Linked DNA regions of Homo sapiens: region 1 is linked to region 2. Evidence: chromatin loops called from intact Hi-C (ENCODE). Cell type or tissue: gastrocnemius medialis. All regions are shown on one strand. Links, peaks and the distances in the headings refer to the core of each region. The heading gives the core; the rest is flanking DNA. Region 1 overlaps FASN (fatty acid synthase). Region 2 overlaps ASPSCR1 (ASPSCR1 tether for SLC2A4, UBX domain containing).

Region 1 (15,750 bases), core at 3,857-11,856, 70 kb after region 2:
AATTGTCCCGCCTTTCCAGACTGAACCAATTTTTTTTTTTGAGACGGAGTCGCTTTCTGACCCAGGCTGGAGTGCGGTGGCGTGATCTCGGCTCACTGCAACCTCCATCTCCCAGGTTCAAGCGATTCTCCTCCCTCAGCTTCCCAAATAACTGGGATTACAGGCACCCACCAACACACCCAGCTAATTTTAGTATTTTTAGTAGAGATGGGGGTTTCACCATGTTGGCCAGGCTGGTCTCGAACTCCTGACATCAGGTGATCCGCTGGCCTCCCAAAGTGCTGGGATTACAGGCGTGAGCCACCGCAGCTAGCCGCTATGTTCATCTTACATATATTGATTGATGTCTCATGTCTCCCTAAAATGTATAAAACCAAGCTGTGCCCCAACCACCTCAGGCACATGTTGTCAGGACCTCCTGAGGCTGTGCCATGGGCATGTCCTCAACCTTGGCAAAATAAACCTTCTAAATTAACTGAGACCTGTCTCAGATTTTCTGCATTCACAGATAGAACAGCCTTGGTGGTCTTCAGAGGTGGCCAGATGTCCCTGGTGGACTGCAAGGTTGGGTGCACACTAAGGAAAGACAGGCGAGGGCCCCAGCTGTCCACCGCCCTGGCTGAACGTGAGGCTTTGTACAAGCAAAAAGTAAAAGCCAAGTCCAAATTGTAAAAACTACCTGAATTCCAAATGCAGCCACAACCCACACACAGCGCCATCAGCAGAGGCTGGAGGCCCTACTGGTTCAGAATATTTAAGCACAGTATCGAACCAGTAATTGTAAAAGGTAAAAGATTTTTTTTTTAAGACAGAGTCTCGCTCTGTCACCCAGGCTGGAGGGCGGTGGCACGATCTCTGCTCACTGCAAGCTCCACCTCCCAGGTTCAAGCGATTCTCCTGCCTCAGCCTCCCGAGTAGCTGGGACTACAGGTGCCCGCCACCACACCCGGCTAATTTTTTGTATTTTTAGTAGAGATGGGGTTTCACCATTAGCCAGGATGGTTTCGATCTCCTGACCTCATGATCTGCCCATCTCGACCTCCTAAAATGCTGGGATTACAGGCATGAGCCACCACGCCCAGCCCAGATCATATGAATCTTTTGCCTTTTAGCCGGGCGCGGCGGCTCATGCCTGTAATCTCAGCACTTTGGGAGGCCGAGACGGGCGGATCATGAGGTCAGGAGATCGGGACCATCCTGGCTAACATGGTGAAACCCCGTCTCCACTAAAAATACGAAAAAAATTAGCCGGGCATGGTGGCGGGCGCCTATAGTCCCAGCTACTCGGGAGGCTGAGGCAGGAGAATGGCATGAACCCAGGAGGCGGAGCTTGCAGTGAGCCGAGATGGCACCACTGCACTCCAGCCTGGGCGACAGAGCGAGACTCCGTCTCAACATAAATAAATAAATAATAAAAATATAACTTATGGTGTATAACTTGTAACTATAAAGAGGTTATAATATATAGAGACATATAATTATATGAAAAATGCAGCAAAAAGGAAGAGGGAAGGGAATTATATTGGAGCAAAGTTTCTGTGTTTTACTGGAATTAAGTATTAATCTGAAGAAGATTGTGATAAATTACGATGCTTGTTGAAATCCCCATAGTAATCATAAGAAAATAAATACATTATATAGGCCAGGCACGGTGGCTCACGCCTGTAATCCCAGCACTTTGGGAGGCCGAGACGGGCGGATCATGAGGTCAGGAGATCAAGACCATCTTGGCTAACATGATGAAACGCCGTCTCTACTAAAAATACAAAACAATTAGCCAGGCGTGGTGGCGGTCCCCTGTAGTCCCAGCTACTTGAGAGGCGGAGGCAGGAGAATGGCGGGAACCTGGGAGGCTGAGCTTGCAGTGAGCGGAGACTGCGCCACTGCACTCCAGCCTGGATGACAGAGCGAGACTCTGTCTCAAAAAAAAAAAAAAAAAAGAAAATACATTATATTATATATAAAAGAAATTAAAATGGTACAGTGGAAAATATCCATTTAACACAACAAAGGCAATAGCAGAACAGAGAAATAAAAAAATACATACGAAATACATAATTTTTGTAAAAATACAGAAATTAGCCAGGCATAGGGCTAATTTAGTAGAAACCCCATCTCTACTAAAAGTACAAAAATTAGCCGGATGTGGTGGCGTGAGCCTGTAACCCCAGCTACTGGGGAGGCTGAGGCAGGAGAATCGCTTGAACCCAGGAGGGGGAGGTTGCAGTGAGCTGAGATAGCACCACTACACTCCAGTCAGGGTGACAGAGCAAGACTCTGCCTCAAACAAAACAAAACAAAAACTAAACAAAGAAAAAAAACTAGTGGCATATGTAAATCTAACTGTATCAATAATACCATTAAACGGTAATGAACACTCCAAGTAAAAGGCCAAGATTTTCGGAGTGGGTTAAGAAATAAACAAGATCCAACTATATGCTCTTTACATTCAATATACCTTATTTTTTTATTTTATTTATCTTTTTGAGATGGAGTTTCCCTCTTGTTGCCCAGGCTGGAGTGCAATGGCGCAGTCTTGGCTCACTACAACCTCCAACTCCTGGGTTCAAGAGATCCTCCTGCCTCAGCCTCCCAAGTAGCTGGGATTACAGGCACCCACCACTATGTCTGGCTAATTTTTGTCTTTTTAGTAGAGATGGGGTTTCACCATGTTGGCCAGGCTGATGTCGAACTCCTGACCTCAGGTTTTCTGCCCGCCTTGGCCTCCCAAAGTGCTGGGATTACAGGTGTGAGCTACCTCACCTGGCCACAATCTACACACTTTAGACTCAAAGACACAAACCGGTTGAAAGTGAAAATACGAGAAAAGATATACCATATAAACGGCACCCAAAAGAGAACTGGAGGCTGGGCGCAGGGGCTCATGCCTGTAATCACAGCACTTTGGGAGGCTGAGGCTGGCGGATCATGAGGTCAGGAGATCGAGACCATCCTGGCTAACACGGTGAAACCCCGTCTCTACTAAAAATACAAAAAATTAGCTGGGCGTGGTGGTGGGCGCCTGTAGTCCCGGCTACTCGGGGAGGCTGAGGCAGGAGAATGGCGTGAACCCGGGAGGCGGAGCTTGTAGTGAAGTAAGCCAAGATCGTGCCACTGCACTCCAGCCTGGGCGACAGAGCGAGACTCCGTCTCAAAAAAAAAAGAGAACGGGAATGGTTATACTAATGTCAGACAAAATAGATATGAAGATAAAATATATCACTAGAGACACATACAGACTCTTTTTCTTTCTTTCTTTCTTTCTTTCTTTCTTTCTTTCTTTCTTTTTTTTTTTTTTGAGGCAGGGTCTCGCTCTGTCACCTAGGCTAGAGTGCAGTGATGTGAACATGGCTTCACTGTAGCATCAACTTCCTGCATTCAAGCAGTCCTCCTGCCTCAGCCTGTCAAGTAGCTGGGACCATAGATACACATCACCATGTCCAGCTAATTTTTTTGTTTTTTGTAGAAATGAGGGTCTCACTTTGTCACCCAGAGTGGTCTCAAACTCCTGGGCTCAAGCCATCCTCCTACCTTTACCTCCCAAAGTGCTGGGATTACAGGTGTAAGCCACTGCACCCAGCCCATACCGATATTTTATGATGATAAACATGTCCATTCATTAGTAAGATGTAACAATTAGAAACACATAAGCACCAAACAATAGAGCCCCCAAATTAATAATGAAAAGAGTGAAAAAAAAGAAGGGAGAAATAGACAATTTAACAATAATAGTTGAAGATTTCAGTACCTTACTCTCAATAATGAAATAGGACAACTAGACAAGAAACTGGCAAAGATGTAGGAGATTTGAGAAACACTATCAATCAATCTGACTTGACAGACATTTATGGAACACTTCACCCATGGCTACACCATATACTAGGCCATTAAAGAAGACACAATAAAACATTTTCCCTCCAGCCTGGGCAACAGAGTGAGACTTCATCTCAAAAAAAAATTAAAATTAAAATAATTGGAAAGCTATTCTCTAGCCACAGTGGAATTAAATTAGAAATCAGGCCACACACACTGGCTCATGCCTATAATCCCAGCAGTTTGGGAGACTGAGGTGGGAGGATTGCTTGAGTCCAGGAGTTTGAGATCAGCCTGGGCAATAGAGTGAGACCTCAGCTCTACAAAAAAAAAGTTAAAAATTAGTTGAGTGTGTTGGCATGTGCTTGAATCACAGCTACTTGGGAGGCTGAGATGGGAGGATGTTTTGAGCCCAGGAGGCAGGGGTTGCAGTGAGCTGAGATTGCACCACTGCACTCCAGCCTGGGCAACAGAATGAGACCATGTCTAAATAAATAAATAAGAAACAAACAAAAATAGAAATTTGAGGTATGCACAAATACTTGAAAATTAATAACACACTTCTGAGTAACCCATGGGTCAAAGAAGAAACCAAAAGGAAAATTTAAAAATATTTTGAAGTTAATGCAAATGAAAACACATTTCAAAATATGTGGGATGCAATAAAGCAGTTCCTAAAAGGAAAATTTTGGCTGGGTGCAGTGGCTCATGTCTGTAATCCCAGCACTTTGGGAGGCTGAGGCAGGTGAATCACCTGAGGTCAGGAATTTGAGACCAGCCTGGCCAACATGGTGAAACCCCGTCTCTACTAAAAATACAAAAATTAGCCGGGTGTGGTGGCGGGTGCCTGTAATCCCAGCTACTAGGGAGGCCGAGGCAGGAGAATCACTTGAACCCAGGAGATGGAGGCTGCAGTGAGCTGAGATCATGCCACTGCTTTCCAGACTGGGCGACAGAGCGAGACTCCATCTCGAAAAAACAAAGGAAAGTTTTAACTATCAACACCCATGTTAGAAAAGAAAAAAGATCTCAAATCAATAATTTATGCTTTTTTTTTTTTTTTTTTTTTCCTGAGATGGAGTTTTGCTCTTACGCTCTTACTGCCCAAGCTGGAGTGCAATGGCAGGAGGAGGAGGTTGCAGTGAGCCGACGTCGCACCACTGCACTCCAGCCTGGGCGACAGAGTGAGACTCTGTCTCAAAAAAAAAAAAAAAAAAAAAAAAAAGAAAGAAAGAAAGGGCAGAAATGTCCCTATTTGCACAAACTATGGATACATAAAAAAACATGGATGGTTCTCAAAGTTATGCTGAGTGAAACAGAAAGGCCAATCTCAAGAGGTATATATGATTCAATTTATATAATGCTCTCGGAATAATAGAATTACAAAGATGGGAAACGTCACCAGGCCCCTGGCTTGGGGTGCCTTCCTTCCCCATGATGGGACACCTGCCTTTGGATTTTGCCTTCTCACCCCTCCAGGCGATGGAGGTGATGGGCTGGGGGGCCACAGCCAGGCTGGGTTGACCCTCGGAACTGGCCAAGCTTCCAAGACCCTCTCTTTATCATGAAGTCTGCTTTTTCCATTAACAATATAATTACACCTGCTTTTTAATTCTTACTGTTTTCTTGGATTTTTTTTTTTTTGAGATGGAGTCTCACTCTGTCTCCCAGATTGGAGTGCAGTGGCGCGATCTCAGCTCACTGCAAGCTCCTCCTCCCAGGTTCACGCCATTCTCCTGCCTCAGCCTCCCGAGTAGCTGGGACTACAGGCGCCTGCCACCACGCCTGGCTAATTTTTTTTTTTTTTGTATTTTTAGTAGAGACAGGGTTTCACCGTGTTCTTTAGGATGGTCTCGATCTCCTGACTTCGTGATCCACCCGCCTCGGCCTCCCAAAGTGCTGGGATTACTGGCGTGAGCCACCACGCCCGGCCAAATAGTATTGTTTTAGTGTTCTATTTTATATCCTCTATTGGCTTCTTAGTGATTCTTCATTGTATTGCTTTGTAGTTGTTCTAGGGCTACTCAACATATATCCTAAGTTTTCCAAATGTCTTTAGAATTAATATCATACAATTCATACCGGACACTTCCCTCTTTCTATCATACTTCCAGCTGCAGAAATGTAATAAATGTATGAGTATAGTTTCCTTGAGCCCTCGGTGACATACATTTCCTTGTTCCTTGTTGACGTATATTTTACAGCTACAAGAGTTACAAAGGCCACCCTACAAAACTTTTTTTGTACAGTGGTGCAGTCATGGTTCACCGCAGCCTTGACCTCCCAGGCTCAAGCGATCCTCCCATCTCAGCCTCCCAGGTAGCTGAGACCACAGGCAAGCACCGCCATACCCAGCTAATTTAAATTTTTTTTTGTGGAGAAGGGATTTCATCATGTTGCCCAGGCTGGTCTGGAACTCCTGGGCTCAAGCAGTCCTCCTGCCTTGGCCTCCCAAAGTGTTGGGATTACAGGCGTGAGCCACCATGCCCAGCCGGATGTGATGTTTTGATTGTTTTTTTTTTTTGAGACAGGGTCTGGCTCTGTTGCCCAGGCTGGAGTGCAGTGGCATGATCTTAACTCACTGCAACGTCTACCTCCTGGACTGAAGCGATCCTCCCACCTCAGCATCCCAAGTAGCTGGGACTACGGGCACGCACCACCACACCTGGCTAATTTTTGTATTTTTTGTAGAGATGGGTTTCACCATGTTGCTCAGGCTTGTCTTGAACTCTTGAGCTCAAGTGATCCACCTGCCTCGACCTCCCAGGCGTGAGCCATTGCACCCAGCCAATTTGATGTATGTTTAACTCATTACTGCTATGATTCATTTTGACGCTCGAATCGTCCTAGATTTGGCCGGTGCAAGCCCCTGCATGCAGTCTGGCTCTTGTGTTCACATCACTGTTTTTGTTGTTTTTGTTTTCTGAGCGCTTCCTCGTTTTCTGTACTTTCCCTCCCCCAACCCTGGAATCAAGCATGTTTTGTAGGGAGCCCTGGTTTTGTCAGTGGTAGTGGTGTTTAGAGACCACGATTTTAGTAACAGGTGTCCTCATTACTTTGGGGCTATTGTTATTTTCAGGCTTTTTTAGCAGACCAAATTTAAAATGACGTTAATACAGATATGCACACATGTGCATGCGTATATCGTTTTAAAGGCATGCGTGTACTGATGACTGATGCCTTCAGTTACAGTCCATCACCTCCGCTATCTTCTCTTTCTCCCATTCTGTATTTCTCTTCTGTCCCATTTACAATACATCTTCTAAAAAAGATCAAGATTTGGCTGGGGGCGGTGGCTCATGCCTGTAATCCCAGCACTTTGGGAGGCCAAGGTGGGCAGATCACCTGAGGTCAGGAGTTCGAGACCAGCCTGACTAACATGGTGAAACCCCATCTCTACTAAAAATACAAAAATTAGCTGGGCATGGTGGCAGGCACCTGTAATCCCAGCTACTCAGGAGGCTGAGGCACAAGAATTGCTTGAACCCGGGAGTCAAGGTTTGCAGTGAGCCAAAATGGCACCAGTGCACTCCAGCCTAGGTGACAGCGAGACTCTGTCTCGAAAAAAAAAAACAACAAAAAAAAAACTAGATGTTTTTGGAATTCTTTCTATCTTTAGAACATGCCCACGGAAGGTGGTTCAGGTTTTCTCTTCCGTGTGGTTACCACATCAGTTTAATGTGCAGTTTGGTTCATTTGTTTCTGTTTATCCTCAACTTTAGTTTTGTCCCCGTTTGTAGATTTAATTTTTTTTCACATATATAAGCTGAGGGTTAGGGTTAGTTTTGACTTTCCAAAACATCAAAACTGTATTGAAAGGCATATCAGAGAAAGGTCCCTTTTACTACTATTTCTTCGACTCCTTTCCACTCACACTGGACTTATCCTTCCTGTGTTTCTTTCTGCAAAAATAAGGACACACACACATACATACTCTTATTTCTCCTTATCTTTTTTGTTTGTTTGTTTTCTTTTTGAGATGGAGTCTTGCTCTGTTGCCCAGGCTGGAGTGCAGTGGTGCAATCTCGGCTCACTGGAAGCTCCACCTCTTGGGTTCAAGTGATTCTCCTGCCTCAGCCTCCTGAGTGGCTGGGATTACAGGTGCCCGCCACCACGCCTGGCTAATTTTTGTATTTTTAATAGAGATGGGATTTCACCATGTTGGTCAGGCTGGTCTGGAACTCCTGACCTCATGATCCACCCACCTCAGCCTCCCAAAGTGCTGGGATAACAGGCGTGAGCCACCGTGCTGGCCTCTCCTTATTTTTTGTTTGTTATTTTTATATTTTATTTCTTAATTCTTTTTTTTTTTGAGATGGAGTCTCCCTTTGTCGCCCAGGCTGGAGTGCAATGGTGTGATCTCGGCTCACTGCAACCTTCGCCTTACAGGTTCAAGCAATTCTCCCACCTCAGCCTCTTGAGTAGCTGGGATTATAGGTACCCGCCACCATGCCCGACTAATTTTTGTATTTTGTAGAGACGGGGTTTCACCATGTTCGCCAGGCTGGTCTTGGACTCCTGACCTCAGGTGATCCACCCACCTCGGCCTCCCAAAGTGCTGGGATTACAGGCATGAACCACCACCCCCGGCCCATTACTTTTTGTAGAGATGAGGTCTTGCCGTTTTGCCCAGGCTGGTTTCAGACACCTGGTCTCTCTTTTTTTTTTTTTTTGAGACGGAGTCTCGCTCTGTCGCCCAGGCTGGAGTGCAGTGGTGCGATCTTGGCTCACTGCAAGCTCCACCTCCCGGGTTCACGCCATTCTCCTGCCTCAGCCTCCCGAGCAGCTGGGTCTACAGGCACCGGCCACCACGCCCGGCTAATTTTTTGTATTTTTAGTAGAGACCGGGTTTCACTGTGTTAGCCAGGATGGTCTCGATCTCCTGACCTCGTGATCCGCCCGCCTCGGCCTGCCGAAGTGCTGGCATTACAGGCGTGAGCCACCGCGCCCGGCCTATAATAAGTACTTTAATGTCTTTGGCTGCTGATTCCAACATCAGTGTCCGGCCAGGGTCGGTTTTGATTGATTTTCTCTCCCTGTGGGTCTTGTTTTCCTGCTTCTTTGGCTGCTAATTTTTCACTAGTTGCCCCAGGGATTGTGAATTTTACCTAAATATTTTTGGGCTTTGTTCTGGGATGGAGTAAGTTTACTTGGAAACAATTTGAGGCCAGGCACAGTGGCTCACACCTTTAATCCCAGCACTTTGGGAGACCAAGGTGGGCAGATCACCTGAGGTCAGGAGTTTGAGACCAGCCTGGCCAACATGGTGAAACCCCATCTCTACTAAAAATGCGAAAATTAGCCGGGCGTGGTGACGCGTGCCTATAATCGTAGCTACTCGGGAGGCTGAGGCAGGAGAATGGCTTGAACCTGGGAGGTGGAGGTTACAGTGAGCTGAGATTGCGCCACCGAACTCCAGCCTGGGAGACAGAGCAAGATTCCGTCTCAAAAGAAAAAAAAAATTTATGCTTTGGGGTCTTGTTTGTAAGATTTTTGTTTTGTTTTAGGTGTACCAGCGCTAACTAGTAACCAGCTAATAGATCTTGGGCCTTGAGACACACCCATCTGAGTATTCAATGTCTCACGAATTCTGAGGTTTTCTAGTCTGGTTGGTAGGAACAGGCACTGGTTTCCAGACCTGTGCAGTATCTGGCACTGTTCCGTCTAATCCTCCTGCTGGTTTCCTGCTCGCACGCATTGAAGGTGCTTGGCCTGGTGCTCACAGGAGAGCCCCCGTAGCCTCCTGCCTGGCGGTCCCGGGACAGCCCCTGCACCCCGCCACTGTCTGCCAGCTCCCCCCGGGTGCTCTGTCCTGCAATCCTCAGCCTCATTTTCCCCCCGGACTCTCAGCTCCACTTCCTCAACTCGGGGGGTCTGCTGGACTCCACCTCTCACTGTGCCCGGCCTGGAAGCTGCCAGGCAGAAGGCTGAGGTTACCCTAGGGCTCCTGGCACCTTGTTCCCACCCAGGGGTCACCGTCCTTCTTTGGCGGAGGCCTGGTATCCCCACAGCCAGCACCTCCTGTCCTTTGCCTGGATTTTCAGCTGTTTCCGGTGGGAGGGTGAATCCAGGCCTCGCTACTCTCTGGATCAGAACTCCAATTCGTTACATTAATTTTCATTTTAATTCGAAAGAAAAAATAACTGAAGTGAAGATAATTGTGTGACTTAAGGTAACTGTATCTTCATAACAAAGATACGTGGTTTCTCTTAGGTCTCCCTGAAGCTCATTTGCAACTTGGATGCACCTCAGGCCCATCAGAGCGCCTCCTCCCCTGGCAGCAGCTGAGCCAGGAACTTCAGAGACCCCTGGACACCACATTCCGGTACCGGAGAGCCGGGAGAAGCAGGAGGGGTGACAAGAGCCCATGTGCTGGGCACTACCCGCCTTGCCCTGCAGGGCCTGAGGCTGTGGAGCTAAAGCAGTTTAGTTCTGAGGCCACCCCCAGATAGGCCTGTGAGCCTCTGTCCTCCCTGGTGGCCCTGAGCCTGTGTGCACGGCTGGGGTGGGAGTGGCCGGAGGAGGGGTGGAGAGAGGCCAGAGGGGACCACGGCTGAAGGGAGCAGCTGCCTAGTGTTGGGGGACCGCAGGAGGGGTGTGGCTGAGCCTCGCTCCGATGCCCGCCTGCTGTCCACACTCACGCCTGGACACTGCCCACCTGCAGCCGCTGCACCAGGCCCACCCCCCCAGCAGGGCCCGTGGTGTTCACTGTAGTCCTGGCCCACTACCCTGCCCTGGGAGATGGCCCCTGCGCCCACCCCTCCCCTGCCTCTCCAGCAGGGGCTCTCCCAGCCCCCCACCCACCTCTGTGCCTTGGCACTCACACTGAAAGGGCCTCTTCTGTGGGCATGCTGTGCCTTCCGGAACCCCGGGCTGGCCTGCTTTGCCCATTCCCGAAATCCAATCCTGGCTCTCGCTCCTGCCCATGCCTCTACCCCAAGCTCATGTCCACCCAGCGGCCCCCCGCACAGCCACCCGTGGGGTGCTGCCCTTATGGGTCCTGGAGGCTGTGTCCACCCCACCCCTCGATGCCGGGGGTCCAGGTGCCCAGGGCTCCCTGTCCCTTGCTCCCTCCCAGCCTCCACTCCTTTGCCTAAACCCAAGTCTTCTGGGTCAACCTGGCCAGCCAGTGGCGCTATTGACACCGTCTTGGTGAGGCTGTGACGGCATCTTTGGCAGGGCGAATGCCTGCAATCCACTGACTTCAAGCAAATACTATTCTCCACGAGGGGCCTCTCCTCAGCTGAAGCCAACTTCCCAGTGTCTGTACCTCCTACACGTTTCTCACTGGTGGTGTTTCTTGGCCAGAGCCTCGGTACCCCCCCCCCCGCCAGTCCCAGCGCTTTCCCGGGAAGCCCGGGGCTGCCACGCGGGCTCCTTCCTCACTCCCCGGCCCAGCCCCGGCTCTGGGACATGGCCTAGGGGTGTGTGGGAACTGGGGACCAGAGGACAGAGGGCATCCCCTTCACGGCCCCGTGACTGGGTGGGGTGGAGCTGGAGAGCTTGCAGCTGCCAGGTCAGGGAGGAGGGAAGAAAGGACGGTGGTGGAGATCACATGCGGTTTAATTGTGGGAGGCTGAGAGCAGCATTTTTACCAAATTGGTGTAAAAATGAAACGGGGTCCAGACGTGTACACTGACAGTTACAGTAAATTTCAAAATCCAAGCAGCAATTTGAATCATTTCTTGAAAAACAAACACAGACAAACACCAAACATGGAGTTGGTGCCCGGCGCCGGGCATAAGGGCAGCACCCCACGGGTGGCTGTGCGGGGGGCCGCTGGGTGTGGCCGGGCCCTGTGTGCCTGTGCAGGGGCCCAGCTCCTCGGGGACTGGCCCACGACCCCCCACTCAGCGGGCTGAGCCAATGCCTGGCCGAGAGGGGGCCGCAGCCAGCAGGCTTGGGTGGCTGCCCGCGCCCGCAGGGGACATCGGGGAAATGGGGGCAGAGTGCGGGACCCACACGCTGCCTGAGGAGTCTTGGCAGGGTGGACAGGCCTGGGGGTCTCTACCAGCAATGCAATAAATATGCAAATCCAAGCACAGAAAGACCAAGCGCAGACCCCACGGGCGCACGAGGCCCAGCCCAGTTCCTGCGGGCACGGGCACCACCGGCTCTTCACAGACCAGGAGTCTCCAAGTCGGCAGCTCTGGTGTCCCCGAGGTGCCGTGGGAGGCGGCGGGTGGGTGGGACATGCCTAACACCTACATCTAGCAGCCTCGGGGGGCAGTGGCACTGGGCCGGACAGGGTCCCACCGGCAGGACCCTTCAATCCCGTTGCATGGCGGGGGTGGGGTGGGGTGGGGTGGGGATGGTGGAGTGACCTCCGGTGGCAGGCGGGGGCACGGGCCTAGCCCTCCCGCACGCTCACGCGTGGCTCAGCCAGGGAGCTGTGGATGATGCTGATGATGGACTCCAGGCCGCTGCCCTCCAGCAGCGTGCGGTGGTCACCCTCGATGACGTGGACGGATACTTTCCCGTCGCATACCTGCAGGGGATGCGATCAGCTGCCGTCCCACCCCACTCCTGTCCCTGTCCCCGTTCCCGTCAGGCCCCTTGCGCACCTGGGAGAGGTTGTAGTCCGCGCCCAGGTCCTCGCCGTAGGCGCCACCCGTCTTGGCGCGCAGTAGCATCACGTTGCCATGGTACTTGGCCTTGGGTGTGTACTGCTCAGCGGCACGCAGCTTGTAGTAGAAGGACCGGGCCGCAAAGCTCAGCTCCTGGCGGTCCAGGCCCTGGTGGCTCTTGATGATCAGGTCCACGGCGGCTGCCACACGCTCCTCTAGGCCCTTCAGCGGCAGCAGCGCCTCCAGCACCTGTGGGGTCGGGCTCTGAGCAGGTGCTGGCAGCACCCACAGCACCGGCCTGCCCTGTGCTACACTGCGGGTGGGCTTTTTTTTTTTGAGACGAGTTTCATTTTTGTTACCCAGGCTAGATGGAGTGGGGCGATCTCAGCTCACCGCAACCTCCACCTACCCGGTTCAAGCGATTCTCCTCCCTCCGCAACCTCCACCTACCCGGTTCAAGCGATTCTCCTCCCGAGTAGGTGGGACTATAGGTGAGTGCCACCATGCCTGGCTAATTTTTGTATTTTTAGTAGAGAAGGGGTTTCTCCACGTTGGTCAGGCTGGTCTCGAACTCCCGACCTCAGGTAATCTGCCCGCCTTAGCCTCCCAAAGTGCCGGGATTACAGGCATGAGCAACCGCATCCGGCCGGGATCGGCTATTAAAGGGGTGAAGTTGGGGGGCCTTTAACGCTCTTCGCGTCCCATCCCATCCTTCCCTTCCCCCTTCCGTTCCTGCCCAGTACTCTGGGTCCTGCGGCCTCAGGGGTGTCCAGGACCCACCCTGTTGTGCTCCATGTCCGTGAACTGCTGCACGAAGAAGCATATGGCCTCCGTCTCAGCCTCAGCCTCACAGCCTGGGGTCAGCTTTGCCCGGTAGCTCTGAGAGGAAGGAGGGACTGCTGAGCAGATGGAAGGGGCGGGGCCTCCTAAGCGACGGTCCCCCAAAGCCAGGGCACAGGTGGGGAGCCCAGACGTTTGCCGTAGGCCTCTAGGACCAGCCTGGCTCTCACCTGGGTGTAGGCCAGTACGTAGGTGGGCGAGCCGTCGAACAGGAAGAGGCTGTTGTGGGTGGGGGCTGGGCTCTGCTGGGCCTGCAGCTGGGAGCACATTTCAAAGGCCACGCAGGCCCCGTAGGAGTAGCCGGCCACGCGGTAGGGGCCCTCGGGCTGCACCTGCCTGATGCAGTCGATGTAGTAGGCAGCCAGGCTGTGGATGCTGTCAAGGGGCGCAGCTGCAATGGCAGTGCCGGGCACTCAGCATGTGCAGGCGGCAGCCACGGGCCCCGTGATGGCCAGCACTGACCACCGCTTCCAGAGGAGGGCCCGGGAGTACCTCGGGTGCACTGCAGGCCATAGGTGGGGATGCTGAGCCGGGAGGCCAGGCTGTGGAACACGGTGGTGGAGCCCTCGATTGGGTGCACCAGGAACAGGGGCCGCTCCGAGCTCTGCACGGAGTTGAGCCGCATCAGGGTGGGGCCCTCCGGGTTCACCAGCAGGGAGCGCAGGTTCAGCTGAGTCTGCTGCTGGGCCAGACCATCCTCCTTGGGCGTGGGGCATGCCAGCTCTGTGAAGACAGGGGCAGATGCCAGGCTGGTCTGGGTGCAGAGCCCTGGCACCCACGCAAGGACACACAGACACGCACGCAGGTCCCCACGGTGCTACGTCAGGTGGGAGTCGGGGTGGGAACGCTCAGAATGGCACCCGTGACGAAGGGCGGTATGCCTGCCGGGACACGGTCCAGACAACAAGGAGGAAGGGCTGGGGAGGCCCGGGGACCCCACTCCCGCCTGGCCACCCACACGCACCGCTGGCCTCATCCGCCTTTGAGGACAGCTCCTGCAGTTTCCGGAGCGTGAGTTGCCGCACCTCGCGCACGGACAGCACCAGGTTGAGCTCACGCTCCAGCGTCTGGCGCACCTCCACGCTCATGAGCGAGTCCAGGCCCAGGTCCGCCAGTGAGCTGTCCAGGTTGACAGCAGCCAAGTCGCGGATGCCTGGAAGGGATGCGCCGGGTCGGCAACTCCAGAGGGGGCATGGGGACGGCCTGTATGCGGCAGGGCTGACACCCAGGGGTGCGTGGGCTGTGCATCTCCCAAAGCACCACCACCACAGTGACACCTGCGCCCGCACCCTGGCTCTGCAGATGGGGAAACTGAGGCGCACAGGGGCACGACTGCTATGTCCCAAGACCCTGATGCCAGCAGGGGAAACACCTGGCGCGGCTCCTACTGGGAGTGCTCACCCAGGATGTGTGCCACGGCCTCCACCAGGTCCCGCTGGCTGTCCCTGTCCCTATAGGCCGCAGCCTTCTCAGCCAGCACAAAGCTGCTCAGGACCATGTGGGGCTGGTTCAGGAAGAGGTCCAGCACCTCCAGGCAGGACGCCATGCGCTGGGGCAGCGTGCCACTGACGATCGTGTCGTTGGTGCTCATCGTCTCCACCAAAATGCCCACGTCGCCGATGGCGCCCCACTGCACGGCCAGGCCTGTGGGGGAGGGGGCAGGTGGGCAGAGCTGCGGGGAGGTCGGGGTGGGGAGTGGCCACTGGGAGAGGGTGGGGTGGGCAGGGCTGCGGGGAGAAGGTGGGGGTGGGGAGTGGCCACTGGGAGAGGGCAGGGTGGGCAGGGTCGAGGGGAGAGGGTGGGGCCCACCTGGGAGGCCTTCGTGCCGGCGTTTCTCACAGATACGCTCCATGGCGGAATTGGCAAAGCCGTAGTTGCTCTGTCCCGCATTGCCACGCCCGCAGCTCACAGAGGAGAAGACCACAAAGTAGTCCAGCTCAGGGCACGCCTCTCGGGTCACCCTGTGGGCACGCGTGTCACTCCCCATTGGCCAGCATCCCCAGGAGCCCCCAACGTCCCATCCCCAGGAAACGCCAGAGAGGGCTGTCAACAAACCACCTTGGCTCCCACGGCCCTGAGCCCAGAGCCCGGCAGAGGCGGGAGCAGGGCTGTGCGGTACCCACCTGTCCAGGTTCAGGGTGCCGCTGTACTTGGGCTTGCAGACGTCCTGGAAGAACTCTGGGGTCTGGTTCTCCAGCAAGCCATCTCTCAAGACCTGGGGGAGGCATCCTCAGCACTCCCTGCAGCTCCAGGGCCTCACCCGTCCACCCAGGGTCCCCCCCTTGGTCTTGGGGCTTTTGAGGGCCCCATTTGGGGCCTTCCCTCACCACGGCCAGGTTGAAGACGCCGCCCACGGGCCCAAGCTGCGCCGCCTCGGCAATGAGGCCCCGGGCCCCCTCCAGTGAGCTGATGTTGCTGGTGGACACCTGCACCTGTACGCCCTGGCGCCTCCACCGGCGGACCTGCTTGGCCTGGTAGCCTGCGGGACACAGGACTGTGGGCTGGACTGGGCCAGGGTACGGTCTCTTCC
Region 2 (13,076 bases), core at 3,709-11,708:
GGGAGCGGGTAAAAGGGGCTCTAGGCCTTGGGACTTGGGGGTGTCCTTTCTCCTGATGTGTAGCCCTGCGTGGCTTTAGCTGGTCAGCCTGGTGGCGTGGCCGTGATGCGGGCAGAGGAACCCAAACGCGCAGAGGAACCCAAACGCGGGGCTCTGGACAGGAGCCTTCTGACTTCGCCCAGGAAGGAATTTAGGGGTAAGCAGGTGGTAGAGAAAGTAGCTTTACTGAGACGGTGGCTGTGTCTGCTCCGGGATGAGGCCGTGTCCGCTCCGGGATGAGGCCGTGTGGGCTCCGGGATGAGGCCGTGTTGGCTCCATGACAAGGCGGCAACTGTGTCAGCTCCGTGTTGGCTCCGTGATGTGTGGCACAGAGCAGGGCCGCCCTGGGGTGGTGCATGGAGGGCAGCAGCTCAGGGCATGGCCGTGGTCACATTTACATCCACTCAACTACATGCACGTTAAGGGGTGGGGCATTCAGAAATCTCTAGAAAAGGGGTGGTAACTTCCGGGTTATGGCCAGGGAAGGGGGAGCTGGTGAACGCATCAGCCAGTCTTCAATCTGGTCTGGAATCAAGCCCCACCTCCTACCTGAGCAGGGTCACTGGGCTTGTTCTTAGCTTCTCAGGCAAATGATTTTTTTTTTTCTGGGTTTTTTTTTTTTTTTTTTTGAGACAGAGTCTCACTGTGTCCCTAGGTGGGCGTACAGTGGCGCGATCTCGGCTCACTGCAGCCTCTGCCACCCAAGTTCAAGTGATTACTCCTGCCTCAGCCTCCCGAGTAGCTGGGACTACAAGCGCGCACCACCAAGCCCAGCTAATTTTTTTGTATTTTTAGTAGAGACAGGGTTTTACCATGTTGTCCAGGATGGTCTCAATCTCTTGACCTTGTGATCCACCCACCTCGGCCTCCCAAAGTGCTGGGATTACAGGCGTGAGCCACCGCGCCCAGCTCTTTTTTCTGGTTTTAAACCACCTTTACTGAGGCACCCACTTTTTTTTTTTTTTTGAGATGGAGTTTTGCTTCTGTCGCCCAGGCTGGAGTGTGGTGGCGCACTTTCGGCTCACTGTAACCTCCACCTCCCGGGTTCAAGCGATTCTCCTGCCTCAGCCTCCCAAGTAGCTGGGACTACAGGCGTGTGCCACCACGCCCAGCTAATTTTTGTATTTTTAGTAGAGACGGGGTTTCACCATGTTGGCCAGGCTGGTCTCGAACTCCTGACCTCAGGTGATCCGCCCGCCTCAGCCTCCCAAAGTGCTGGGATTACAGGCTTGAGCCACCGCGCCCAGCCTAATTTATTTTTATTTTTATTTTTCATAAAGACGAGGTCTCTCTCTGTTGCCCAGGCTGGTCTCGAATTCCTGGGCTCAAGCGATCTTCTTATCTCAGCCACCCAAAATGCTGGGATTACAATTGTGAGCCACCTCACCAGGCCTGAAAGTTACTTTTTATAATATTGTGGATAGTATCATGCTTCCTGTTACATCTTTGACTGGCTGACTCCTTGCTAGTTCTAGTGGCGTCTTGGTTTCTGTCGGGGCCTCTGCAGACCTTTCCCTTTGTCCTCTCATCGTTTTTCTTCCTGTGTTGCAGCGAATGGGCCTCTGGTGCTTTTGGATCGTGGCGATCTTAGTAGACATCCTTCCTTGTCTTGATCGTAACAGGAATTACTAGTCATTTCTCTGCCAAGGATGATGTGTGCTATAAAAAGCCTTTATCAAGCAGAGAAAGTTACTATTCCTAACTTTCTGACATTTAAAAAAATCTTAAGTGGGTGTTGAACCGTTTCAGTGTTTTCAGCATCAATGGAGATGACCGTATGCTTTATTTTATTGGCTTGTGCATGTGTGTTCATAAGTGAGACAGACTTTTTTTCCTTGCTCTGTCTTCATCCAGTTTGGGAATCGAATTTCACCTGGCTCACAAGGGAGCTGGGCAGTGGCCCCTCTTTTCTGGGTTCTGGAAGTTCTCCGAAGGTTATGGCCACTGCTCACTGCAGACTACACCCACCACTGGGGCACTGGGCCCTTGGCGGGGAGTGCATGCAGGCAGGCGGCCAGGTGCTGACCTCCGAGCATGCCTGTGTGTGGCTGTGGCCTGACCCTCTCCCTCACGCCTCCCCCCAACCGTGGGGACCTCGTGTCTGTGGGGTCCCTGGCCCTGTGGCTGACTTTTCCTTTGTCCCTGTCCTGACCCCGCATCAGAGCCCTGCACCTGGGCTGCTGAAACCTGACTTCCTCAGCTTCCTCACCTGCAGAACTAAGGTGTTCGTGGCATTTATGGGTTTTGTGCCAAAAGAGGCAGACTGGGGGACTGTCATGCGGCTTTCGGTGACAGGGATGGGAGGAGGCTGTTTCCCAGCCCCTGTGTCCCCTGAGGGCCAGGCTGCCAGCTGCCAGCCACAGCCCAGGGGCCAGGTCAGAGCTTCTTGAGCTCCTGCTGACGTAGTGGGCCTGGAAGGCCCCCATGCCTCCATCTCCTGTGGACATTTAAAATATTTGTGTCTGGGCCTGTGGCATGGTGGCTCACACCTGTAATCCCAGCAGTTTGGGAGACCGAGGTGGGCAGATCACCTGAGGTCAGGAGTTTGAGACCAGCCTGGACAACATGGCAAAACCCTGTCTCTACCAAAAATACAAAAATTAGCTGGGTGTGGTGGCAGGTGCCTGTAATCCCAGCTACTCGGGAGACTGAGGCAGGAGAATCTCTTGAACCCGGGAGGCGGAGGTTGCAGTGAGCCGAGATCGTGCCACTGCACTCCAGCCCGGGTGACAGAGTGAAACTCCATCTCAAAAAAAAAAAAAAAAAAGAAAACAAGAAGTGGCCAGGAGGGCTCTGTGCACATGGCCCCGGCCTCGGCTGTCCCCTGGGCACTCGTGCTACGTGTCCCGGAACTCAGGTGAGGTCAGGAGTTTGCTTCCTCCTCCTCTGGCCACTTCTGAGTGAAGCAACCTCATGCCTCCCTCTTGCCTCCCGGCCACACACCTGGGAGGGCAGAGGCCGGGCGTCTGCACCGTGTTGGATGTGGGGGCTCCCATCTAGCCCGGCGTCAGGGTCCAGCCCCTCTGTTTTCTGTCCCCCTGGCTGTCCTGGGACTGTTCCTGTTGAGTGGACAAGGGAGTGGGGAGTGAGGGTGTTGGGTCCATTCTAGGACTATGATGGTGTTGGCACCCCATCCTCCCTCTGGGAACTCTGCCAAACTCTGCACTGTGACACCTGAGTCCCCATGAAGCGCTCGTGCCCCTCGACCCGTGTGCTCCGGGTGAGCAGGGGCTGACCCCCTCTAGGCCTGCTCTTGTGGGGACCCCTCAGTGTGAGAGACACAGTGGCTGTCATGTTCCCCCATTCTAGAGGCGTGGGCCTCAGCCCCTTCCCTCCGTGACCAGGGCGGGTCTTGTCTGCAGAGCGTGGGGCGTGGAGCATGGGGCTCGCAGCCCAGAGTAGTGCCCGCCCGTGCTCGCCCGTCGGGAGGCGCTGTTGGGGTGGGGTCTTGGCTGGCAGGAGGGGTCCAGGGGAGGGAGCGTGTGCCTGGCCTGCATGGCGTGCTGAGGGCCTTTGATCTGGGACTTGGGCAGCTGATTGATGGAGGGCGTCCTGCCTGCCCCGCGCCTCCCATCGCCGCCAGCCGCACACGCAGAGGGCCCGGGGCCACATGCCGCTGCTGGGTCCCTTTCAGTGATGGGGGGAGGGGAGAAGGGAACAAAACAGAACTTTTTTGGGGAACTTCAAAGGTACACTTTAGTAAGCAAAAAGAGTTTCCAAGTTTCCCATTAATGTTTTGCCTGTGTGTGGTTTTTGGACTTAAATAAAGAGTCAGAAGGAAGAGACAGGATAAAATACAGGCAGGTCCTCGGCCGAGACCCGGGGTGGTTCACAGACCCGGGCGGTTCCTGCCTTTGATGTCAGGCATTAATTATTAGAAGGTAGTTTTACTGGCGATCAGAACCGGGCGCTGGGAGAGGCTGGGGCTGCCCGGCGCCCCCTGGCCCTGTCTTTGAAGTGCCTCCACTGGCTGGGAGGCTGCCCTGCAGCCCTGTGCTGGGCTGGGACGCCAGTCCCAGCAGACGCCCCCCACAACTCGGCCTCCCGGCAGCTGGCACGAGGGCCGCTCCTGATCAAAGGCTGGGTCTGCCCGCACGGGCTGGCGGCTGCTGCCCTGCCTGCCCCTCCCGCCTCGGGGGTGAACCTTGCTCCTGGAGCCGGGGCCTGGGGTTTCCTCAGCACCCCTGCTCACACCCGGCCCTCTGTGGCTGACAGCCGGTGTGGGACTCGTGGGGCGGGGAGGAGCCTGTCCCAGGGTTTTGGGGGTAAACCAGCGGGGAGGAGGCTGGGCCTGGAGCGGGTCATGCACTGGGCGTGGTGAATACACCCTGCCTGGGACCCCCGTGTGCCTGGCAGGGCAGGTGCTGTTGACCCTGGGCAGTAGGTATTGGGCCAGGGGCTCCTGCCCCTGGACCCTGACGCCGGGCTAGACAGGAGCCCCCACATCCGACGCGGTGCAGACTCCCATCCCTGCGGCCAGCACAGTCAGTGGCCAGGGTGGCCCAGGTCCCTGCTATGCCTCATGGGTGTCTGAGGACAACCCTGGGCTCTGAGGCTGTCCCTAGGGGCACAGCCTGTGGCCTTGATTGGAATGGCCACCAAGCGTGGCTGGCAGATGGCTCAGCGACTTTGCAGGTGGCTGGCTGAGTCCCGGCTGTTTAGAAGCCTGGTGACTGACAGGCGCTTGTGTTTTGGTGAGGAACCCCGGGGGGTAGGGGGTGGATGCTCGCCACTGGGGCTGTGGGGAGAACTGGGAGTGTGGGGCTCCGTACTGGGCGAGTCGGCTGCTGCAGGGCGCAGACCCCACTGGCCCCTTCTGGCCTGGACTCTCCTCCCCGTTGGGCCCAAGATCCCCTGGTTGGGATTGTTCCAGGAACTCAGGTCAGGGGCCCCGTCAGCCCTTCCCGGGCTCCCCCAGGAGCAGCCTCCAGACTCTGCCCTGCGGATGACCCCCCTCACCAAACTGCTTTTCCTGCCTGTCCGGGGGTGTTGGTGCGCTTTATCCACAGTGACACACGCCTGCCACACCGTAACGTGCCCAGCTCCAGACGGGCTCATGGTCAGCCCAGGCTGCAGCAGTCCTGAATCCTGTTCTTATTTTTCTTTTCTTTTTTTTTTCTTTTTCCTTTTTTTTTTTTTTTTTTTTTTGAGACACAGTCTCGCTCTCTTGCCCAGGCAGGAGTGCAGGGGCACAATTACGGCTCACAGCAGTCATGACCTTCCATCTCAGCCTCCCGAGTAGCTGGGACTGCAGGTGTGAGCCACTGCACCTGGCCTCTTTTCATCTTCTAAAGTATTTTTCTTTTTAAAATTAAAAAGTGATTTTTTTTTCTTATGAGTACCTCATGCTTTATATTTTCATCTTTTCATTTTCATTTTATTTTATTTTATTTATTTTTTTGAGACAGTCTCGCGCTGTCACCCAGGCTGGAGTACAATGGCACGATCTCGGCTCACTGCAACCTTCCCCTCCCAGTTCAAGTAATTTTTCTGCCTCAGCCTCCCGAGTAGCTGGGATTGATTACAGGTGTCTGCCACCTGTAATTTCTGTGTTCTTTGTAGAGAAGGGGTTTTGCCATGTTGGTCAGGCTGGTCTCGCACTCCTGACCTCAGGTGATCCACTTGCATCGGCCTCCCAAAGTGCTGGGATTACAGGTGTGAGCCTCTGTGCCCAGCCTATTTTTATTTTTATTTTTATTTTTTGAGACAGAGTCTCACTCTGTTGCCCAGGCTGGAGTGCGGTGGCATGATCTCAGCTCACTGCAACCTCCACCTCCCGGGTTCAAGTGATTCTGCTGCCTCAGCCTCCTGAGTAGCTAAGAGGCGCCTGCCACCATGCCCGGCTAATTTTTGTATTTTTAGTAGAGATGGGGTTTTACCATGTTTGTCAGGCTGATCTCAAATTCCTGACCTCAGGTGATCTGCCTGCTTTGGCCTCCCAAATTGTTAGGATTACAGGCGTGAGCCACCGCGCCCGGCCTGTTTTCATCTTTTTAAAATAACTTTTTTTTTTTCGAGACAGGGTCTGTCTATGTTGCCTAGCCTGGAGTGTGGTGGTGCGATCTCTGCTCACTGCAACCTCCACCTCCTGGGTTCAAGCGATTTTCGTGTCTCAGCCTCCTGAATAGCTGGGATTACAGGTGCCCGTTTAGTAGAGATGGAGTTTTCATCATGTTGACAGGCTGCTCTTGAACTCCTGACCTTAGGTGGTCTGCCGGCCTTGGCCTCCGAAAGAGCTGGCATTACAGGCGTGAGCCACCGTGCCCAGCCTAAAATAACTTTTCTTGGCTGGGTACAGTGGCTCGCACCTATAATCACAGCACTTCGGGAGACCGAGCTGGGAGGATCTCTTGAGCCTAGGGGTTTTAGACCAGCCTGGGCAACATAACGAGACCCCATCTCTACAAAGGAAATTTAAAAATTAGTAGGGCGTGATGGTGTGTGCCTGTAGCCCCAGCTACTTGGGAGGCTGAGACGGGAGGATTGCCTGAGCCTGAGAGATCAAGACTGCAGTGAGCTGAGATTGCACTGCTGCACTCCAGCCTGGGCAACAGAGCGAGACGCTGTCTCAAAACAGAAACATCTCTGCTTTGGGCCTTCCTTGTTGGCCTCTCCCCAGCCATGTGGCCACTCGCTGGCAGGCCCGGGCCATGAGCATCGGTGCGGATGCTGTGCTCAGCCTGGGGGCGGCGCCGTCTCCTCTGGGTGGGATTCGAGGCCTGATGCCTCTGCCTGGTGCAGGAGGGATGTTGTGCTGAGGGTGTTCCCCGTGCTTTGGATGTAAAATTTGGGCATGGAGTTTGTGGTGTCTTCAGAGGCAGTCCCGCCTGCGTCCTTTGTGCATGCCTGTCCACGCCGGTCGCAGCGGTCTCCCCACAGAGCCCGCGCCCACGCCCTGGCACAGCCTCTCCTGCTGTGCACGTCCCAGGCCTTTGATGGCGTCCACGTGCTCCGCCGCCTGCCTCCGAGGGTGGCCGGGGCGCTGAGTAACTCGGGAGGTTTGGCCCGTGTCTGGCGTAGTGATTCATTGAAGCTCAGAGCCTCCAGGGGAAACTCCACACTCCCTCTCACCGGAGCCCTGGCGGGGCAGGCCGGGCCGAGACGGTGGGAGGGAGGGAGGCCGGGAGGGAAAAACACAAACCCTCAGAGACGCTGGAAACTCTGAGGTTGGGGCCACCTCCGAATGGGTTCACATTTTTCCTCTGTGTGTCATCACATCCTGGAAAATTACTGTCAAGAAAAGGAGACCTCTGGGCAGTGTCCCGGCCTGTGTGCATGCCCCTGGCGCCCTCACCCTGCAGCCCCCAGCCTCCCTCCCCTCGGTTTCCCAGCTCAGCGGCCCAGGGATGCCCCAGCACTGTCTGCTGTGAGGCCGCGCGCCCGCAGGGCTGCCCCCGGCATCCCGGACAGCGTCCCTGTCCTTAGTCCTGCCCGTCCTTTCTGGCCTTTCTCCGGCCCCCTTCCAGTTTCGGGGCATCTGGATAAATGGTTAGCATCATTGTGGTCCGGTCCTTGGCGGCCCTCCTGGAGGCCGGGACCTGGGGGTCCACCGGGGGCCTGGGTTTGCAGGAGACAGGAAGGGGCTAAAGGGGCAGAAGCATGCAGGGGCTTCACCTGCAGGAGGAGTCGGGTCTTTCACAGCTGCCCGGCCACCCTCGGAGCCTGAGAGGCCATCACACCTTTCCCTCATGGTGCCAGCTGGACCCTCCACGCTCCTTGCCTCCTTGTGTGTCATGTGGCAGCCACAGGCACCCCCACCCTGTGGCGCATTTTGAGCTTCTGGGGAGCTCAGCACACACAGCCCCTGTGAAAGTGCAGTGCCGGCTGCTGGACCCTGCTGTGCCCCCGGCATCACCCCTGTCCTCTGAGACCTCTGACTCTGCCCAGCAAGAGGGGCAGGGTCGGGAAGAAGGGAGTGTGGGGCCTTTGGAAGCCGGGCCCAGGCAGTGAGGCGGAAACCAGGCTGGGCTCAGCATGGCGAGCTCCTCCTGGTGAAGGCACTGGTGTCCGGGGGCATCAGCGGCACAGAGAAGGTTCTGGGCTCCATCTCCTGAACCTGTCTGGAAGAGCCCAGCTGCTCCCATGGACCTGCGACCTGCTGCCCGGGGCCGGGGGTCTGGGCCTCTTTGCATCGGCTCAGGGGAGGCCATCCGTGGCTGGGCGAGGGTCAGCTGCCATTTGGATGCCCCGGCAGCCGTGGGGCTCTCGCCTCTGCCAGAGCAGGCAGCTTCCGAGGTGGCAAGGGCTTTGGGGAGCAGCGGGAGGCCTGGGGGTGCCGAGTGTTCCGGAAATATTGCTGGTTCTTCTGGGGCAGTCCTGGCCCGCTGGGCAGAGCAGAACACGGCCTCTGCTCAGTGGCAGGGTGGGGCGCCGGGGTGGCGGAAACATGAGGCCGCGTGAAGTGGGCATCAGTTGGGCCCTGGGGTTTGGTCTCGGAGGCCTGCGGGGCAGTGGTCCCCCGGCTCTTGCTGCCCTGCGGTTCAGTTCCTCCTGCTGCAGCGCCTGTGTGCCCCGTGGGTCGGCAGGTCTCGTGAGAGGCCTCATCTGAGACAGGAAGCCCCACGCAGGCTTCTGGAAGGCTCCTCCTGGCTCTCAGCCACCCCGTTGGCTGAGTGAGACTGACCCCAGCAGCTTCCTGAGGCGTGGCAAGGCCCCCAGGGACACCTGGCGGCCACACACCTGGGGGACCCCACCAAGGCTGAGACCCAGGTTGGGGCCCCCTGCACTGCTGAGGTTTGGGCCTCATTCCCCGCTGGCCCTCCGTCTGCTTGGGAGCTTTCCAGGTGGGGATGTTTGTAGGGACAGTGGTATGGCATCCAGTTGCCTCCTCCCTGAAACCTTCAACCCGAACCTCACTCAGCACAGAGAATTGGGGGCCAGACCACGGCGGACGGAGGCGTCCTGCTGACACAGCCCCTGTCGGGATGTGGGAAGGGGCGGAGGCACAGCTCCAGCCCCAGCGTGACCGTGTGTGTGGGAAAACCGTCCGGGTACTTGGGGACAGCAGGGACATTTCCAGTGTGGGTGTGTGAGAGCCACCTCCCCCATGCGGTGGGCCCTGGTGTGATGCTGGCAGCTGGGACAAGAGTCCTTCTCTCAGCAGATGCTGCTGTGCTCCTGGGGCACAGTCTGTGGTTTTCTTTTGTGTGCATGTCCATGCTTGGGTGTTGTGTGCATGTCCTTGCGTGTGCGTGTCCTTGCGTGTGCACGTGTGTGCTTGGGGGCGTGTGTGTGTCCTTGCGGGTACACATGCGTGCTTGGGGTGTGTGTGCATGTCCTTGTGGGTGCACGTGTGTGCACGGGTGTGTGTGTGTGCGTCCTTGCATGTGCACAGGTGTGTGTGTGTGTGTGTGTCCTTGCGGGTGCATGTGCATGCTTGGGGGGCGTGTGCGTGTCCTTGCGGGTGCACGTGCGTGTTTGGGGGTGTGTGTGTGTCCTTGCGGGTGCACGTGTGCTTGGGTGCATGCAGGTGTGTGTGTATATGCATGTCTGTGTGTGCACATATGTGCATGCATGTTTGCCCCAGAGCGGAAGGAAAGTGAATGCAGCCGAATGATCACATCTGCATGAGGGGTGTTCACTGTTGTGTCTGCCCATCTTTCTGTGGGCTGAAATATTTCAAAATAAGAAATTGAGGGGAAAGAGAAAGGAGGGTGCTTGTCTCTCTCCTTGCCTCCTGCTCCTCCTCCCTGTGTTGGAGGCTCCAGGACGCCTCACCCCCGGTTGACGTCATTTTTGGCCTGCACAGGCAGCCCGTTTCTTTTCTCCTGGCACCGGCGAGGAGGCTGGGGAGGGGGGACGGGAATTCCCCCAGGGGCCAGGCCTTGACTGCCCTGCAGGGCCCTCGCTGTCGCTTTTTTCCCTCACAGTGTCTCATCCCTCAACCTCTGTTTTCCATCCAAAGGCATCTCTGTGAATCCACCTGGCGCGGGAGCGGCGCTGATGCCACAAATGCGGGCCAGACTGCTGGGCAGAGCTCACCAGTCAACAGGGCTGGGTGTGGCTGGGGCAGCCCTGAGACCCCAGGCCCTGCCGCTGTGGCTCCCCCTTCCTGGCCCCTCTTCTCTGTGGGACAGAAAGTCTCTCCTGGGGAAGGCTCGGAGCTGAGCTGATGGGTGTTTGAAGTTTCTCCACACACAGGGTCCCCTGGCATCTCCCTCTGTCATTTGGTGGCCAAGTGACATTTCCCAGCAGCCCTACTGCAGACGCCATATGTTCTCGGGGTGACTCAGGTGGCCTGGGCCCTTCTGGTAGCCGCTTATCCAGCCTGACCCCAGGCTCCAGCGAGGCTGCTCCGGATCGGGGCTGCTCTGCCCAGGTGAAGGGCGGGTGTGGGAGGTTTCCGTAGAGGCCGCTCTCCCCTGCTACCACGGCCCCGTGTGGGACCCTGGGTCTGTCTGACAGACAGAGGCTTCCTGAGCCAGGCCCTTGGGATGACGGGTAGGAATCTAGGGTGGATCCACAGGAATTAGAGATTTTTTCAGTTTTGTTTTCCAAATGAAGTCAACAGCCCCCTAGCAGCGTGATGCTGATGGTCCTGTCCCCTATGGCCCCCATCCTGGAGGCACCCTGGTGTGGGCTGTGGGCCTGGGGGTCCTTGGCACTGTCCAGTATGCGGACGTGGCAGCAGCCCACATTTCCCCCAGTGACCACCAGGCTGTGCCCTGGACGTGGCCGCCTGAGCACGGCATGTCCTGGGGCCCCGTCTGGTGGTCAGGCTCAGTACGAGCCCATCAGGGGTACTCTGCCCGCCTGGGAAGACAGTGTGGCTTCTGGGGGCTCCTCCAGGGAGGCTCTGGACCAGGCTGCAGAGGATGCCAACCTGCCACAGGCTGGCCTGGCCGCTCATGGACATGGCGGCTCCTGGCCCAGGGTCTCTCCCCCGGGAACCCAGGCGTGCTCGCGGCCCTCTGGAATGCAGGCGCTGGGGCTGTGGGGGGCCGCCTGGCGCCTGGCATCTTGTTATAAAAAGCTCTGGCGCAGGCTGCTCTCAGTGGCTGCAGGATGGTTGTGGCTTTGGAAGGGCAGCCCCCAGGGGCCTTGGTCAGCCACCTGTGGGCCCCACTGCCGAGCCGTGGTCAGCCCTCACTGGCTGCCCTGCCATGACGCTGCTGAGGTCAGTGCAGCTCCCGCCAGACTCCCGTGACAAGTCATAACAGAGCCACATGCTGGGTGGCTGCAGGGCCCTGTCGCCCACAGCAGTCGAGGTCTCAGGTGTGTCCGGAGGGCAGCCCTGGAGACACCTGGGACAGGCGTACCTCTGGCAGGCGCACCCTGGCTGTCACCCAGTGTGGGCATGGTGGGGGTGCTGGAATGCTGTGTAGGGCAGGAGGCAGCAGCCCGTGGCTGGGTGGGAGACTGCAGGGTAGACGGGACGGGACCAGGAGGGTTGTTCGCAGGGACTGCCAAGCCATCCCCAGGTGTCGAGAGTGTGAGGTAGGAGTGGGAGCCCAGAGCCGGCTCCAGGCCACCCCAACTCCCGACAGCTCTCGGCTGTTCTGTGTGAGGGGGGACGGGGCCGAGTGTGGGTCGGCGCAGTGCTGAGGTGTCCCACGTACCCCAGCACTGTGCTGAATGCATTGAAATCACTGCCCAGGGCTCCGCGAGCTGCACGGCCCGGCTTTGTCAATTTCATTGCTGTTGATGCCAATTAGGGGTGACGCTGTCCCTCCCGCATCCCAGGGTGGGCAGAGGGAGGGGCCGGCTTGTTCCCTGGGGGCAGGCGTGCATGGATTCAGCCTGGCCATGGAGCTGTGGCCAAGAGGGCAGCGGGGGCAGCTGGACTGGGGTTTTTGCCGACGCTCTAATTTGGCGGCTGTCGCCACCCCTCCCCCCCATGGAGACCCTGACGTGGCCTGAGCCAGACTCCAGGGGCCATGTGCCCTGCTGGGGAGCAGGGGCTCAGCATCAGGTCTGGTGCACTGACTGGGAGAGGGGGGTCTCCAGCCCTGGACAGGCTCTGAGTGGGGTGGGGTCCCCCAGCTGCTGTGCCCAGCCCTGCCCCCAGGACCTGGCCTTGGCCCTGCGCTGGCCGGGGCCAGGGAGGGAGTGGGCCCAGCTCCCAAGTCTGTGTGACCACCTCGGCTGGGGCACTGACAGCCCGGGGTGCGGAGGGCCCAGCCCGTGACACCCGCCGTCAGCCGCGCCCTCTGCCTCCAGCCCGTGGACCGGGAGCCCGTGGACCGGGAGCCGGTGGTGTGCCACCCCGACCTGGAGGAGCGGCTGCAGGCCTGGCCAGCGGAGCTGCCTGATGAGTTCTTTGAGCTGACGGTGGACGACGTGAGAAGACGCTTGGCCCAGCTCAAGAGTGAGCGGTGGGTGCCCCCTCAGTGCCTCCCGGCATCTTCGCGCCAGGGTTTGCCCCATCGGGTGCTTGTGCTGCCCGCTGTCCCCAGTGCCAGCACTGGCTCCCGGCCCAGGTCCCTGACAGGCTGCCCTTAACAGGACCTCAGAGGGTTGGGGCCCAGGGAGGGGCGTCCAGACCTTCCTGCCTTGTGTGGGGAGAGCAGCCCACTCCCACCCTGGAGGGTGCAGGTGAGGAGCCCGGGGCCTGTTGCCAGGGCCCCCATTCTGACCAGAAGCCCTGTTCCTTCCCCTCCTCACCACAGGAAGCGCCTGGAAGAAGCCCCCTTGGTGACCAAGGCCTTCAGGGAGGCGCAGATAAAGGAGAAGCTGGAGCGCTACCCAAAGGTCTGCAGACAGGATGTGGGGGCGACTGAGGCACAGCTCTGAGGGGGCCCCCCGTGAGGTCTGTGGACGGGATGGGGCGACTGAGGCACAGCTCTGAGCGGGCCCCCTGTGAGGTCTGTGGACAGGACGTGGTGGCGACTGAGGCACAGCTCTGAGCGGGCCCCCTGTGAGGTCTGTGGATGGGACGTGGGGGCGACTGAGGTACAGCTCTGAGGGGGCCCCCTGTGAGGTCTGTGGATGGGACGTGGGGGCGACTGAGGCACAGCTCTGAGCAGGGCCCCCCCGTGGTGGCGCGCATGCCCTTAGTGGCCAGTTGATCCTCCCCTGCTCATGATTTAGAATGAAAC

What was found. A loop is a pair of places that touch in the nucleus more often than their neighbours do. Peaks named below come from ENCODE experiments on the same cell type or tissue, not always from the same donor. Only the 100,000 strongest peaks of a DNase experiment are listed, where the experiment ranks them.
Region 1: a loop joins it to region 2, with 2.5 times the contacts of the local background. A loop is called at or near these places in 1 of 110 quality-filtered maps.

Annotation. Positions count from the first base shown.
Region 1 is chr17:82,066,980-82,082,729 of GRCh38, forward strand. FASN (fatty acid synthase) reads right to left here. Exons shown (of 43, transcript NM_004104.5): 34 at 15,548-15,699; 35 at 15,344-15,435; 36 at 15,030-15,181; 37 at 14,622-14,864; 38 at 14,185-14,373; 39 at 13,713-13,943; 40 at 13,391-13,611; 41 at 13,161-13,259; 42 at 12,378-12,629; 43 at 11,359-12,301. The coding sequence ends at 12,164. Among named protein-coding and RNA genes, the nearest start is that of DUS1L, 9.1 kb to the left of the region's middle. RefSeq lists silencers at 12,420-12,620, 14,180-14,380 and an enhancer at 14,038-14,923. In gastrocnemius medialis, for the core only: no CTCF peak of the experiment used is centred there; no DNase peak of the experiment used is centred there.
Region 2 is chr17:81,996,839-82,009,914 of GRCh38, forward strand. It overlaps ASPSCR1 (ASPSCR1 tether for SLC2A4, UBX domain containing), which reads left to right. Exons shown (of 16, transcript NM_024083.4): 7 at 1-8; 8 at 12,199-12,353; 9 at 12,648-12,729. Among named protein-coding and RNA genes, the nearest start is that of CENPX, 20 kb to the right of the region's middle. RefSeq lists enhancers at 4,223-4,870, 6,319-6,840, 6,841-7,362, 7,363-7,884, 8,674-9,180 and 1 more. In gastrocnemius medialis, for the core only: no CTCF peak of the experiment used is centred there; DNase peaks (open chromatin) are centred at 4,683, 6,717 and 7,033; H3K4me3 peaks cover 477 bases; H3K27ac peaks cover 550 bases.